Linked DNA regions of Homo sapiens: region 1 is linked to region 2. Evidence: read pairs that join two places in POLR2A ChIA-PET (ENCODE). Cell type or tissue: OCI-LY7. All regions are shown on one strand.

What was found. ChIA-PET counts read pairs that join two places held together with the same protein. Peaks named below come from ENCODE experiments on the same cell type or tissue, not always from the same donor. Only the 100,000 strongest peaks of a DNase experiment are listed, where the experiment ranks them.
Region 1: POLR2A ChIA-PET joins it to region 2 with 8 read pairs; 2 of 35 experiments call an interaction of 5 or more read pairs at or near these places.

The regions. Positions count from the first base shown.
Region 1 is chr9:76,462,332-76,464,831 of GRCh38, reverse strand. All of the region lies in intron 2 of GCNT1 (glucosaminyl (N-acetyl) transferase 1), which reads right to left. Among named protein-coding and RNA genes, the nearest start is that of GCNT1, 4.4 kb to the right of the region's middle. RefSeq lists a silencer at 1,380-1,429. In OCI-LY7, no CTCF peak of the experiment used is centred here; DNase peaks (open chromatin) are centred at 1,131, 1,421 and 2,451; H3K4me3 peaks cover 1,599 bases; H3K27ac peaks cover 2,500 bases.
Region 2 is chr9:76,997,847-77,000,346 of GRCh38, reverse strand. No RefSeq gene overlaps it. Among named protein-coding and RNA genes, the nearest start is that of FOXB2, 21 kb to the left of the region's middle. In OCI-LY7, no CTCF peak of the experiment used is centred here; no DNase peak of the experiment used is centred here.

The DNA of each region.
Region 1 (2,500 bases), 540 kb after region 2:
GTATCTGCCTTTGAGAAAATGTGAGAGAGATGAACTAAAGAAGTATATTCAATTTTTAAGTAGAATTTAGAGAAAACATGAAGGACTCAGGACTTGATGGGTTTAAAATAAAACTACTTCTAGTCAGATATGGTAGCCCATGCCTATAGTCTCAACTACTTGAGAGGCTGAAGTGGGAGGATCACTTGAGCCTAGGAGTTCAACTGAAGTGTGCTATGATCTCACCTGTGAATAGCCACTGCACTCCAACCTGGACAACAAAGTGAGACACTGTCTTCAACAAACAAAACAACCACAAATCAAAAACACTTTAGTGGCCAGGGATGGTGGCTTACACCTGTAATCCCAGCACTCTGGGAGGCCAATGTGGGCAGATCGCTTGAGCTCGGGAGTTTGAGACCAGCCTGGGCAACATGGCAAAACCCCATCTCCATTAAAAATACAAAAATTACTCAGGCATAGTGGCGTGTGCCTGTAGTCCCAGCTACTCAGGAGGCTGAGGTGGGAGGATCACCTGAGCCTGGGAGGTGGAGGTTGCAGTGAGCCAAGATGGTGCCACTGCATTCCAACCTGGGCAACAGAGTGAGACCCTGTCTGCAACAAACAAACAAACAAAAAGTGGGTTTCCACTATGCTGACATTAAAGTCCAAAATCCTAAAAATGACCCAAGACATATTTTACTCTTGATCTCAACTCTTTCAGCCTCTAAGTTTATCCCCTAATGTACTTCACTAACTCCTACTAATCCTTCAGCCTTTTTTTTATTATTATTTTTACAAAAAAAAAAAAAAACAAAAAAAGAGATGGGAGTCTCGCTATGTTGACCTGGCTGGTCTCAAAGTCCTGGCCTCAAGCGATTCTCCCATCTCAGCCTCCCAAAGTGCTAGGATTACAGGTGTGAGCCACCATACCTGCCCCCAGGCCTTATTTTAAATATCATTTTTTAAGCAGGTCTTCCCTGAACAGTCCCTCTCCCCTCAACCAGGTTAGGTCTCAAGGTCACATGCTCCCCTAACACCCTGTGCTTTCCTAAGTACCACTTAAGATTGTGATAGCCTGAGCCGGTGTGACTATGTGTTTGGCTCATAAGCTCATAAAGGCAGGGACCCTCCATCTTGTTCACAGCTGTGGCCCTGGAGCGAGCAATGCCGGGCATCTAACAGATGCTCAGTAAATAGTTGTTCAATGAATGCCTGAATAAATAGGTTGCTCCAGTACCCATGACTCTAATGAACAAACATTTGGCTACCTCTTTAGCAAACGAAAAATCAATCATGGGAGGATTTCTTAGTAACATTATTGCATTGATGACCAAATACATGCAGACTCCTCATTGGAAACAGAAGAACAATCAAGGAAGCAGAAACTCCAGGTGCCTAGTGGCAGCAGTAACATTTCACGGTTTAGATTTGCATTTGTGACCACAACCTTACTCTTAGCTATGAATAAAGAGTTTCACCAGGGCCAGCTCATGGGTGGGCAACCAACGCAGTCACACTGGGCCGTGCTTGGCTTAATGCTCTGTGGTCACCATGTTCAAATTCTTAATTTTTTTAACAAGGGGCCCCACAAATTATGTAGCCAGTCCTGAGTTTTACAAATTAGTTTGATTTCTGGAAGGGAACAGTGGATAGCTAATCCCCAGCTAAGGAGGCATCCTCCATAATCAAGGTTGTTTTCAACCTCCCTGAGCACATGTAAGTCCTAAGAAAGAGGGTTACATTTCTAGGACATGTTTTCTTCTGATATAAATTATATCATACATTATGTAGCGCTCCCTTTGAGAAAGTCGAGATTTTTCAGATTACAGAAATACACAGCAGTCTTCGTTTTATTGCTGTTAGCTAAAAAGAGGTTAATTTTTCTTAAAACTAAATTCTACTTAAAACTACCGTAGAATTCCTTTTTCATTTTCAACTTTTTAAACTTTATGAAATTTAACAAATACACTGAACGCTTGAAATTTCTTTGGAGATAGAAACTGGCAGGGCATGCTTCTCAGAATAGGAAAAAGAAAAAAAAAGAAACTGGCAGGACACATTGGCCATTCACAAAGAACACTGGTTTAGTTATCTTTATGATAAAGGTGTTTCAAGGCGTCAGATGTTTAAATTTACAAATAGCTTCTCTAGTCCTGAAGAGTTTCAAGTTAATTGTTAAGCTTATAAATGTTTAGACCATCTCAGAAACATTTAGACCATCTTAAATATAGGTTCATTTTGTTCCTCAACCAAAGATGACTTTGTTCTCCGGGGAACATTTGCCTATGTCTGGAGACATTTGGGGTCATTTAACTGCAGGGAGGGTGCACTGGCATTTAGTAGGTAGAGGCCAGAGATGCTGCTAAACATCCTGCAATGCACAGGACAGCCCCCACAACAGAATTTAACTGGCCAAAAATGGCAAAAGTGCCACAATTGAGAAAGGCTGGTCTAAACATATATGGCATTTGCCTCAGATAGGAAACGTGACAGCACTAAGCCACAAATCCAGTGACAA
Region 2 (2,500 bases):
TGGAAATGTGTCAGGCAGATACACAGGAGACCTTCCCAGGACACCCACCATCACGTGGATTGCTAGGATCCACCTGCCATCCGGCCAAGCTTCCTCTGTAGGCAGTGGCCCCTACCTCATCACTCCATTGGCGCTTCCTTCATGGGAACTATACTGTAGTGGAGAGGATGAACTTGTCAGAGAAGGGGAAAGTCGTATCAGGATATTCCCCAGAATCACTGTAGCTGAGTCACCCCTCTCAGCAGAAAAGCGTTATAGTTGGGCCCTGAGGGCAGAATGTCTAGTTTGACCCTGGTGTCAGCACTTCCTAGCTATGACTAGGGCAAGCTACTTAACCTCTCCAAGTTCCCATGTTAATGACAGTGGGTTTATAAGGACTACATGTAATAATGCATGGAAAGCATAAAGGACTGGTCCTCAGCACCTTCAAATCCTCCACAATAGGGTTTCATGAACATGAATCTATGAACTCCTCTTCAAAATCCTGTGCACAATTTTTTGCCCGGGATCCATGACTTTCATCAGATTCTCAGAGGAGCCTGGGACTAAAAGAAAAGCAAAAACAGAGCAAAACAAAGCAAGAGAAACTGAACACTTTCTTGTTTAGAGCAGCTCTTCTCCAACTTTAGTGAACCACCTGCCCATCTTGTTAAAATGCCAGCTCTAAGCCAGTAGGTCTAGGGAGGATCAGGCTCTGCATACTTAAGAAGCTCCTGGTTGGTGCTGCGACTGCTGATCCATGGACCCCACTTTGAGTAGTGAGGGTTTAAAGTGTCTTAGTTGTTTGGGCTATTATTTGTTATAACAGGGTAGCCCATAAACAACAGATATTCATTTCTCCCAGTTCTGGAGGCTGAGAAGTCCAAGATCAAGGCACTGGCAGATTCAGCCTCTGGCGAGGGCCTGATTTCTGGCTCCTAGACAGCATCGTTTCTGTCTGTCCTACATGGTGGAAGGGGCTGAAGGCCTTTCTGGGGCCTCTTTTATAAAAACACTAATCTGGTTCATGGGGGCTCCACCCCCATAATCTAATCATCCTCCCCAGGAACCACCCCTACTACCATCACCTTGACTGACAGGATTTCAACATATGAATTTTGGGAGGACAGGAACATTCAGGTCATAACAGCGTCCACATCTTGATTTTCTTCTGCAGTGTGGAGAGGCACTGTAACATGCTGATTAAAAGCATGAGCTATCAGGACAGACAGCCTAGGTTTGCTGCCTGGCTTTGTCCCTTCTATAATGTTGATGAAGCTACTGAACTTCTCTCTATCTCAATTTCCTCATCTGTACAATAGGGGTGATAACAGTATCTCGCAAAGAACGTTGCTGTAAGGAATACATGAGTTAAAGAGTTTGTAACAAAGCTGGGTGAGGTGCCTGAAGTCCCAGCTACTTGGGAGGTTGAGGTGGGAGTATCGATTAAGCCCAGAAGTTTGGGTTCACCCTGGGCAACACAAGACCCTGTCTCTAAAATAAATAAACAAATCCCTATTTTTCTACCAGCAAATTTGAACCCAGAATCCAGAACTGGATTTTCTTCCATCTAAGTCCTAATTCACACACATAGGACCTGGAGCCATAAAGAAAGTCGTGGTGCATGGCTTATGAAGAGTGGCAATCAAAGTGGGGTCACCGTGCAGTGTAGCCACTGTCACATGAGAGAAAGTTTGAGGTGGAACAGAAACTCCAAGTCACAGTTGTGTCTGGCAGCTGAGCCTCCACCCCAGAGCACACACCTTGGTGAGGAGCTGGGCTGGGGATTCAAAAGACCTCCCACCCAGCATCATGCTCTTGCCATAATTTTATTTCTCCTGTTGGCGTGTTGTCTTTGGCACTCAATTATCTTATGAGAAAACATGTGGAAACTATGATTTCCCTCCGACCCTGCTTTTTGGATCTAGGTTTTTATTCTTTTTCAGGAAATCAAAGCATGTGGCCAAATACTGAAGCAAGAGGATGTCTGTTTATTGGTTTTTTTTTTTTTTTTTTTGAGACGGAGCTTCACTCTTGTTGCCCAGGCTAGAGTACAGTGGTGCCATCTCGGCTCACTGCAACCTCTGCTTCCTGGGTTCAAGCAATTCTCCTGCCTCAGCCTTTCGAGTAGCTGGGATTAACAGGTGCATGCCACCATGCCCCGCTAATTTTTGTATTTTTAGTAGAGACAGGGTTTCACCATGTTGGCCAAGCTGGTCTTGAGCTCCTGACCTCAGGTGATCCTTGGCCTCCCATAGAGCTGGGATTACAGTGTGAGCCACTGCTCCTGACCTTTTTTTGTTCTTTTAAAAAATAGGTCCAGGTATATTCAGGTTGAAAGAACTGATTAGAGTTTATGATTTGACTAGCCCAGAAGTTTTTTTCTTTTAAAACCAACTTTATTGAGGTACAATTTACACCAAATACAAATGCACTAATTTAAAATGTGTACTTCAGTTGGGTGAGGTGGCTCATGCCTGTAATCTCAGCAATTTGGGAGGCCGAGGTGGGAGAATCAGTT